Linked DNA regions of Homo sapiens: region 1 is linked to region 2. A link is an interaction called in ENCODE POLR2A ChIA-PET data of the cell type or tissue named here. Cell type or tissue: K562. All regions are shown on one strand. Each heading gives the region's core, and the rest is flanking DNA. Links, peaks and the distances in the headings are about the cores only.

Region 1 (5,373 bases), core at 151-5,150, 620 kb after region 2:
CTGAGATCGCGCCACTGCACTCCAGCCTGGGCAACAGAACGAGACTCCGTCTCAAAAAAAAAAAAAGAAAGAAAAAGAAAAGAAAGGTAACTAGCCCTCTCCTGCAGAAAACGTGGCCTTGATTCAGAACACTCAGAGTTTCAGGGTTTGGCCTGAGTGTTTACTGAGACTTATCAGAGGTGCCACATGAAATCATTTAGGAACACAGGTACCTCTTTGATGGGGCCTATGCTGTCATTTGTAGCAGATGGCAGAGGAGCTGGTGGAGTCCTTGCATCCTTCTGGTCACCTGATAATTAGCAGGAGTAGTATTTCCTTTTTTTTTTTGAGACAGGGTCTCACTGTCATCCAGGCTGAGGTGCAGTGGTGCAATCTTGGCTCACTGCAACCTCCGCCACCTGGGCTCAAGCGATCCTCCCACCTCAGCCTCCCAAGTAGCTGGCCTACAGGTGTGAGCCACCATGCCCGAGTAATTTTTGTATTTTTTGTAGAGTCGAGTGTCTTGCCATGTTGCCCAAGCTGCTCAAACTCCTCAGCTTGGCCGGGCACACTGGCTCACACCTGTAATCCCAGCACTTTGGGAGGCCGAGGTGGGTGGATCACCTGAGGTCCAGAGTTCAAGACCACCCTGGCCAACATGGTAAAACCCCATCTCTACTAAAAATACAAAAATTATCTGGGCGTGGTGACACCCACCTGTAATCCCAGCTACTCAGGAAGCTGAGGCAGAATCGCTTGAACTGGGGAGGTGGAGGTTGCAATGAGCCGAGATCGCACCACCGCACTCTAGCCTGGGTGAGTGAGACTCCGTCTTTAAAAAAAAACAAAAAAAAACAACTCCTCAGCTCAAGCAGTCCACCTGCCTCAGCCTCCCAAAGTGCTGGCATTACAGGTGTGAGCCACTGCGCCAGGCCTCAGGGTATTTTCAAGGGTCAAAGCAGCTTTCTCCAAAATCCAAAAACTACTACCCAAAATTATGCCTCTTTCAACACCCGGCATTTTTAGTGACTCAAGGGATGAAAATTCTTATCAGGCCCTTACTTGCTTACACATTAACCACTCGCTTTTTGCCCAGTATTCCTTGTTCCCATAATGAAATTATGAACTGCTGAAATACTGTTCCTTGTGAAGGAGGGGATAACTTCAGGGCCATAAAAAAATTTTGCAGAAGTAATGAATGTCTTTAAACACACTGCGACCAGCTGCAGACACCCAGAAGTCTGGTTATTCAAGACACTATGTGAGACTAAAGAAACACAGACTTTTCCCCCCTCGGTTCTCTGAAACTGCCCCTCCCTTAGTCTCTAGCTGTGTAAAAACTCCCCATGCCTGGCATGGTGGCTTATGCCTATAATCCCAGCACTTTGGAAGGCCGAGGCTGTAGTGTACTATGTCGATTGGGTATCTGCAGCAAGTTCGGCCTCGCTATGACCTCCCAGGAGTGGAGGACCACCACGTTGCCTAAGGAGGGGTGAACTGGCCCAGGTTGAAAACGGAGGTCAAAACTTCCATGCTGAGGCTGTGCGCGGTGGCTCACGCTTATAACCCCAGCACTTTGAGACTCTCTCAAAGTCACTGCACTCCAGCCTGGGTGATATAGGGAGACCCCCATCTCTAAAAAAACAAAACAAACAAAAAAACTCCACGCTGCTTCTTTTTGTTAAGGCAGATTTCTCACCTTGGCCAAATCAAATAAACCTTTATCTCCAAGCACCTTTGTCTTGGTGTTTGGCATCAGCTACACATCAGGTACGCAAGCCTGAATTTGGGGTTCTACAACATAACAAGATGCAGTATCTTGACTTTTACCTTGCAGGGAATGCCCTAGTCATGCCCAAGGCCACAGGTTGAAAAACATTTCCTGTAGTGTCAGTAAATATTTTAGGTTTTGTGGGCCATGTGGTCTCTGATACAACTACCCATCTCTCTGCCTGCTGTAGTACCTGGGCAGCCATGGACAGTATTAACAAATGGGCACGGCTGTGTGTAGCAACAAATGGGCATGGCTGGGTGCCATGGTGCATGCCTGAAATCTTAGAACTTTGGGAGGCTGAAGAATACAGATCACTTGAGCTGAGGAGTTCAAGACCAGTCTGGGCAACATAGTGAGACCCCATCTCTACAAAAAATACAGAAATCAGCCGGGCATAGCGGTGTGCGCCTCCAGTCCCAGCTACTTGAGAGGCTGAGGTGGGAGGATAACTTGAGCACGGGAGGCTGACACTGCAGTGAGCCAATATCATGCCACTAGACTCCAGCCTGGGCATCAGAGAGAGACTTGTCCCTCCCCAACAAAAGTTAACAATCCTGGAGCAAGGGGATGTTTTGCTGTCCATGTTATGTTGTTACCTTGGGATGTCAGGTCATCTAACACATTCCCTTTCCCATCCCCTGGAGCCCTTTCCACCCATGCATCCTAAATCTAGCATAGACTTCCAGGGTTGTGAAGGTACTCTTTGAATCTCCACCACTCTACGAAATCTGAGGTCTCATCTTCATGGCATTCCAGCCCCATTTCCAGCGGAAACTCCACCTGTTTCTGTGGGTCTCCCTCACCTACAGGCCTCTCCTTCCCCATGCAGTGCTGACACTTGAAGCATGGTAGGCCCATGGGTGGGCAGAGATCCCAGATCAGGGTTACAGCAAGGACAGTTCTCCCTAGGTTTCCCCCATGCCAGTCTTCCGAGTGCCTCTTTCTGCGTCCCTGTACCCTGCCATTCCTGGTGATGCTGCTGCCCTCACATCAGGCCATCCAAGCATGCAGAACATAAGCATGCAGAACACTGGAACGAAGGGCTGTACCTAAGGTGAGCCTCTGAAGCCCAATGAGGCTAGAAAAGGCTGAAGACTTCACAGACCTAATTTTTAATGCAGCTCTCAGGGGTTTTACCAAGAGCATTTATTTACTCTTTAAGATACTAATGAAGACCCTTAATATTGGTAAAATCATAACATATAGGTTACATTATACAGCTAGTGAAGTGGGAAAATAAAGTTGAAGAATTCCCAATGGTAGATAGCATTTTTGCACAGAATGGTTTTAAATAAACTCCACATTTTAAAGTCCTGATGGTTTGTATTTAGCATAAGGTTTAAAATGATAGTAATACTGTATGCTATATATAGAGCTGCCTGAATTTCAACATTGCTGTTGCCAAGGTAGATAGCAATTTGAAAATGGGTCTCAAGCTTGATAATGTGTATCCTGTCATAACCTAATTAACAAATGCGCCCTACAGAAATCAGGAGCGTGACCAAAAAAAAAAGTTTAAATCAGCATTTTATAAAAACTAGAAACAAAATAATTGCTTTCACAATGTAGTACTTGAAACTAAAGTTCTCCAGCTATCAACAGATGTGACTCCAGCATCAAGGGCCTAGCAGGAAAATTCTGAATGGTTTACAACAGTGCACATAAGTTGCAGGTGGCTGGGGCCGTGTGTCTATTTGATGCTTCCCAGAATGTGTGCTGCTAGTCACCATTTCCACCATTCACATATTTAACATTTTTATTAGACTTTTATTTAGCCTCATCATAAGAATATAAGGGAGATCATAGATTTGATGTATGAAATTTTTAAATTCACACTAAAATACATTACGATTAAAATGAATTATCTTCAACCACCCGTTTTGCTATCTTTTGCTGAGTAATCTGTGCCAGTCATTGTGAAAAAGTCTTTATTTTAAGAAAAAAATTTAGTTAACAAAAAATTTAACAAGTTTCACTTAGCAAAATACACCCAAAAGGAAATCACAGTACAAAGAAAGTTTTAAGTCAAGGCCTCACCAATTCCTACAGTATTAGTATTGTGTCTCAATTCTCAAAACTAACTTTTAAAAAGCTTAAACTTAACCTAAAGGATTTTAAATGAAAATATAAACTAGAATGAACAAACATGAGAAATATTTCTTTGAATCAGGGAGCTAGCACCTTTGAGTTTTCCAAAAAAGCACGTCTCCCCAGTGTGTTCACTGTGATGTGGTGTAAAAGATCCACATTTAACATACTTAAACTACTTAAACTTAGATAACATCACTCTGAAGTATACTACCAAAATGTTAATTGAGAAAAGCTGAAAATAGTTTTAGTTTACTCATTATCACATGCTAGAAGAAAATTTTGCATGAGAAAACACTGAAGAGGTAATTTTTTAATCCAGATTTTTCACAAACTCATGGTGCAAAATGGGTCCCCCAGCTTCCTCTATTATAACTGCTCTTAATTGCTTGTTGGCTGCCTGTGAAAATGATTGAAGTAACTCAAATGTTCCTAACAAAACTAGTCATAGCCACCCATGCTGTTCTGCCCACTGTAGCCGGCCCCGTAACAGCCACTCACTGACTGGCTCTCCAGGCCACTGTAAGTGGCCTGGGCAGCAGACACCCCCATGCCTTGCATCACCTGGCTGCTATACGCCCCATTGCTGGCCCCTGTTGTTGAATTCAAGAAGAGTTCTATATATCTGTGCTGCATATTGGCCCTGTCTTTGGACATAGCTGCCACAGCTTCTTCATGAGTAGCAAACTCAACATCTGCTTCACCCGTCACTCTTCCATCTGGGCCAATCTCAATATGGACTCTCACAGGGTTGAGAGGAGAGAAGAAGTTGTAAATGTCGTTCTCGGTCGCTTTGTACGGCAGGCCCCTCATGTGGACACAGTGGCCTGTGGTGCTCTGCACTGTGAACTCACTGTCGCCGTATCTGTGGTCATACATTCCGGAGAGACAGTAGCTGAGGTCTCTCCCGAACAGGTCGGTGGTGAAGCCGTAGCCATCACTGAGGCCACTGTACTCCTCGTAGCCCCCGTAGCCTGTGCTGTAGGCACCAGGCCTCATCCTTTCCAGGCCTGCCTGCTTCACGATGCCAATGTACCTCCTGGCAGTCCCGGGCCGGTCATAGGGCCCTGGCCGCTGCACGGACATGAACTTCAGAGGGGGATCTGAGTATGACCTAACTTCCTCCTGGCTGCTCTTAAACACCTCAATGTACCTGTGCCCTATCCTCTCCTTGTGTTTCCCTAGAGCCTTCTCAGCTAACTCCTGCGAGGCAAACTGCACGAACGCTTCCCCTGTAATCTTGCCTTCGGGGTCCACAGGCAATGTGATCCCGTTTGGCACAATTTCCAACCCTGAGAAGAACTGAACAATTTCTTCCTTTGTGCATCCAAATGGGAGTCCTCGAAGCCGCACGAAGCCATCGTTGGCGCTGTCGGCACTGTTGGGACCACTGTGCTTCAACACCCAATCCATCTCGGTTCTGTGGGACTTGAACACCTCAATGTACCGGTGTCCCATGCTTTCCCTGTCTTTTTTCAGGGCCATTTTTACATCATCTTCTGATCCAAGTTCAACAAAAGCCTCACCACTCT
Region 2 (5,373 bases), core at 207-5,206:
CATGTGCAAGGATAGCAAGACTCAGTATTGTTAAGACGTTAATACTCCCCTTCTTGATCTATAGATTCAACACAATTCCAATCAAAATTCTAGCAGGTTATTTTGTGGATATCAACACATTTATTCTAAAGCTTACATGAAGAGGCAAAAGACTCAGAGTAGTCAAAATGCTGAAGAATGACAACTCAGAGGACTGACACTACCCAACTTTAAGACTTACTATCCAGCTAAATAATTGAGATAACATGGCATTAGTGAAAGAACAGGCAGATTGATCAGTGGTTCCAAAGAGTGAGCCCAGAAATTGACCTAGGCAAATATAGTCAGCTGAGCTTTGACAAAGAAGCAAAGGCAATTAAATGAAGGAATATAGTCTCTTCAACAAGTGGTGCTTAAAAACTGAACATCCATGTACAAAAAAAAAAAGAATCTAAGCTCAGACTTTACACCCTTCTCAAAAATTAAAACTCAAAATGGATCAAAGATCTAAATGTAGAATGCAGAATCACAAAGGACAGAAAACCAAACACCGCATGTTCTCACTCATAGGTGGGAATTGAACAATGAGAACGCTTGGACACCAGGGACGGGGAACATCACACACCGGGGCCTGTCATGGGGTGGGGGGATGGGGGAGAGATAGCATTAGCAGAGATGCCTAATGTAAATGACGAGTTAATGGGTGCAGCAAACCAACATGGCACATGTATACATATGTAACAAACCTGCACATTGTGCACATGTACCCTAGAACTTAAAGTATAATAATAATTTAAAAAAATCTAGAAGATCAAAGGAGAAAATCCAGGTGGCCTTGGGTTTGGTGATGTGTTTTCAGATACAGCTAAGGGCAGGTGCAGTGGCTTACACCTGTAATCCCAGCACTTTGGGAAGCCGAGGCGGGCAGATAGCTAGAACTCAGGAGTTTGAGGCCAGCCTGGGCAACATGGTGAAACCTCATCTCTACCAAAAATACAAAAAATTAGCAGGTGTGGTGGTACGCATCTGTGGTGCCAGCTACTTGGGAGGCTAATGGGGGAGCATTGCTTGAGCCTGGGAGGCAGAGGTTGCAGTGAGCTGAGATTGTGCCATGGCACTCTAGCCTGTGTGACAGAGTGAGACTCCATCTCTAAATAAATAAATAAGACACAACCAAAAGCACAATGCATGAAAGAAAAAAATTGGTAAGTTGGACTTTATTAAAGTTAAAAACTGTTATGAGAATGAAGATGGGAGCAAGAGATGGGGAAAATATTTCCAAAATACATATTTAATAAAGGACTTGTATCCAAAATATACAAGTCTTTTAAAACTCAACAATAAGAAAATGAGCAACATGATTAAAAAATACCAAAAGAGGCCGGGCGCGGTAGCTCACGCCTGTAATCCCAGCACTTTGGGAGACTGAGGTGGGCAGATCACAAGGTCAGGAGTTCGAGACCAGCCTGGCCAATATGGTGAAACCCCATCTCTACTAAAAATACAAAAATTAGCCAGGCATGGTGGGGCATGCCTGTCATCCCAGCTACTTGGGAGGCTGAGGCAGAAGAATTGCTTGAACCCAGGAGGCAGAGGTTGCAGATCGCACCACTGCAGTCCAGCCTGGTCAACATAGTGAGACTCCATCAAAAAAAAAAAGAAGAAAGAAAGAAAGAAAGAAAGAAAGAAAGAAAGAGAGAGAGAGAGAGAGAGAGAGAAGAGAAGAGAAGAGAAGAGAAGAGAAGAGAAGAGAAGAGAAGAGAAGAGAAGAGAAGAGAAGAGAAGAGAAGAGAAGAGAAGGGAAGAGCTACTTGGGCTGAACTAGGACGGTCGCTTGAGCCTGGGAGTTTGAGGCTGCAAGGGAGCCTTGATTGCACCACTGGGTGACAGAATGAGAACTGGTCTCAAAAAAAAAAAAAAGAAAAAAAAGAGAAATGAGCTATCAAACAATGAAAAGACATAGAGGATATCCAAATGCATATTGCTAGGGGAAAGAAGCCAGTCTGAAAAGGTTATATATAGTACAGATCCAACTATATAACATTCTGGAAAAGGCAAAACTATAGAGATGGTAGAAAGATCAGGGGTTGCCAGAAATTTTGGGGGAGGGGGATAGATGAGTGAAGTACAGGGGATTTTTAGGGTGGCAAGATTATTCTATATGAAATTGTAAAGGCGGATACCTTTATGCATTTGTCAAAACTCAGAGAATTGTACAACAGAGTGAACCTTAATGTGAAGTATAGACGATAGTTATTTATAATGTGTCAATAATGGTTCATTCATTTTAACATATGTACCACCACAATCCAAGACGTTAACAATAGAGGAAACAGGCAGGGAAGTGGGGTGAGCAGATGGAATTCTGTACCACATGCTGGACTGGTCTGTAAATCTAAAACTGGACTAAAATATGAAGCATTTGACTGCTTAAAATACTCAGCTGATGAGCTCAACAATAGAATGGAGGTAACAAGAAAAGAATTGGTAAACTCGAAGATAGAGCAATATGAACAATGGAGAGAAAACAGGCTGTAAAAACGAACTTCAGGACCTGTGGGATCCACATGGAATACCTGACATTCCTGCCATTGCAGTCACAGAAGGAGAGTACAAAGAGGTGGTCCTCGAAACATATTTGAAGAAATCATGACCAAAAACTTACCAACTCTGGCAAAAGACAAAGCTATAGACTTAAGAAGCTTAGCTTAGTGACCACCAAACAGGATGAACACAAAGACATTCCAAGGGACATCATAGTTGAACTTCTGTAAACTTAAAGGCAAATAAAAAGTCTTGAAAGCTGTGAGAAAGAAATGACACCTCATCTATAAAGGGAAAACATCACAAGTGACAATAGATTTCTCATATGGAACTCTGAAGGCCAGAAGGAAGTGGCACATTTTTCCCCTTATTGAAAGAAAAAAAACCCCATCAAACAAAAATGCCCTGCAAGAATGGACAAATGGGCATTCTCAGATGAAGGAAAACTAAGAGAATTTGTCGCTAACAAACGCTCTCTTAAGAGTGGCTAAGCAGGCCGGGTGGTGGCTCATGCCGGTAATCCCAGCACTTTGGGAGGCCGAGGAGGGAGGATTGCTGGAGCCCAGGAGTTCAAGACCAGCCTGGGCGATGTAGCAAGACCCCATCTCTACTATTAAGAAAAAAGAAAATTAGCTGGGCGGTGGTGGACCGCACCTGTGGTCCAAACTACTCAGGAGGCTTAAGTGGGAGAATCACTTGAGCCCAGGAGTTTGAAGCTGCAGTGAGCCGAGATCTCATTACTGCACTCCAGCCTGGGCAGCAGAGCGAGATCCTATCTCAAAGGGAAAAAAAAGAAAAAAACAACAAACAATGGCTAAGCACAGTCGGCCGGGACCAGAGAATCTGGCTTCCTAAACCAAGAAGGCGGGCCAGCCCAGGACAGGCGGTGGGGAAGAGGCGCTGCCCAGGCAGGCGTCTCCCAGCAGGGCCGCCTGCGGGCGTCCATCCTCTGCGAGGCCCTTTGCCGGCCAATCGCGTGCTGTGGGGACCACAGAAGTCCCTCTCTGCTTGAGTGAGTGAACGCTACCAGCAACTGGTCTCCGTCCTCCAAAGCTGAGATGAGAGCCTCACAGCAAAAGCAGCAGCGTTAGCCCGTACATTTATTTAACGGAAGAGTTATTTATAGCAATGCACCAAAAACAAGCAGGTTGGTACTTTTTTTTTTTTTTTTTTTTTTTTTTTTTTTTTTTTTTTTTTTAGGTGGAGTCTTGTTCTGTCGCCAGGCTGGAGTGCAGTGGCGCGATCTCAGCTCACTGCAACCTCCGCCTCCCAGGTTCAAGCGATTCTCCTGCCTCAGCCTCCCAAGTAGCTGGGACTACAGGCGCCCGCCACCGTACCTGGCTAATTTTTTGTATTTTCAGTAGAGACGTGGTTTCGCCATGTTGGCCAAGATGGTCTCGATCTCTTGACCTCATGATCCACCCACCTCCGCCTCCCAAAGTGCTGGGATTACAGGACGCTGCAGGTTCAAGGCCAAGGCACTGGCCAGCCTTACGCCCGCGAGCTGGACCCGGCCCAGTCCTTGTTAGTCCTCAGCTCCTTCCCCGCCTCAGGAAAGTCGCGTCCTGGTCAGGAGGACCTGCCGACTGGTCTGCGCCCAGCTGCAGGTTGGTCCTTTCTGCTGCTGTTGTTGCTGCGGTCTCACCCAGAGTTGCCTCTCCTCGCCCCTGACAGAGCAGGGGCATCTCCATCTTGTACAAGCACCGCCATCTTAAAGTTCCCCTTGATCAAAAACTGCCTAAATCTAAAGGTCATCAGCCTGATGGCTACGGTCAGCATGACCATAAACCACAAATGACATCTCTGACCAGAAACATTGCAACCCTAAGATAAACCCCTCTCCGACCAGAGACATGCCAGCCCTGAGATAACATCCCCTCCCGCGGGAGACATTCCAACCCTGCCATAAACTTCTCCCCCACACAGAAACACTTCAAATCTGTGATAAGCTCTCTCACCCTAAAACACTCCTAGTCTGTAAGACAGAATGCTCCTGACAGAAATAGGCTAGAAGCCCCTCAGGTTTATTCTCCAAAATAAACCTGTCTTTGACTGTTGAGCCACTTTTCATGTTTCTTTCCTTTCTTTAACTCTTACAGCCCCCTCGCCCTAAGGACACAGTGTGGGCTGTTGCAGGTCCTCCTGACCAGGACGCGACTTCCCTGAGGCGGAGGAGGAGCTGAGGACGAACAAGGACTGGGCTGGGTCCAGCTGGTGGGCGTAGGGCTGGCCAGTGCCTTGGCCTTTAACCTGCAGCGTCCTGGGTCTCTTTGGCCCAGCCAGTCGTGAGGACTGTGGCCCAGGATGCTGCCGAACAGTGAGGGTGCCCATTGTGGACTGGAATCCAGCTAGCTATTCCTCATTCGAGACCCCATAGAACCCCACAAACATGATTGGGGTTGACATGGATTTTGAATATTAAAGTTACATGAGATTTCTGAACTTGAGTGTCATGGAGCAAATTTCAAACGTGGTGTGTGTGTGTGTGTTTGTGTCACACTTAAGAGACAAATTACAAGACAGGACACCGAGTCCTTCACCCGCCTGCAGTCCAGCCTTGCAAGCCGTGGGGGCATGGCCTTCCACTGGGGGCGTGGCCTCCTGGCGCGGGCGTGGCAGGGCAGCACAGCCTGGCTGAGGAAAGCACAAATCCTGCTCTGCAACTGCTGGCTCCGTGGCCTTGGGAAGTCAGCACCAACTCCCCAGGGTTTTTGAGGAGGTGGTGTGACTTAGTGACTGCAAATGCAAGGCGTGCCTTGCCTTCCACTGAACATGCGCAGTGTTGGCGCTGTTTTACTGTTTTCTTCATTGCTTGCACTTTTGACTTTCACTTTCTGCTGTACCCATTCC

Evidence for each region. Peaks named below come from ENCODE experiments on the same cell type or tissue, not always from the same donor. Only the 100,000 strongest peaks of a DNase experiment are listed, where the experiment ranks them.
Region 1: POLR2A ChIA-PET joins it to region 2 with 6 read pairs; 1 of 35 experiments calls an interaction of 5 or more read pairs at or near these places.

Annotation. Positions count from the first base shown.
Region 1 is chr10:43,382,355-43,387,727 of GRCh38, forward strand. It overlaps HNRNPF (heterogeneous nuclear ribonucleoprotein F), which reads right to left. Exons shown (of 4, transcript NM_001098204.2): 4 at 3,264-5,373. The coding sequence ends at 4,283. Among named protein-coding and RNA genes, the nearest start is that of FXYD4, 13 kb to the left of the region's middle. RefSeq lists enhancers at 2,256-2,405, 2,426-2,505, 2,556-2,635, 4,373-4,874, 4,875-5,373. In K562, for the core only: no CTCF peak of the experiment used is centred there; a DNase peak (open chromatin) is centred at 2,574.
Region 2 is chr10:42,764,657-42,770,029 of GRCh38, forward strand. LOC105378269 (a long non-coding RNA gene) reads left to right here. Exons shown (of 2, transcript NR_134498.1): 2 at 4,623-4,965. Among named protein-coding and RNA genes, the nearest start is that of BMS1, 15 kb to the right of the region's middle. RefSeq lists enhancers at 4,646-5,146, 5,147-5,373. In K562, for the core only: no CTCF peak of the experiment used is centred there; DNase peaks (open chromatin) are centred at 4,355 and 5,115; H3K4me3 peaks cover 574 bases; H3K27me3 peaks cover 613 bases.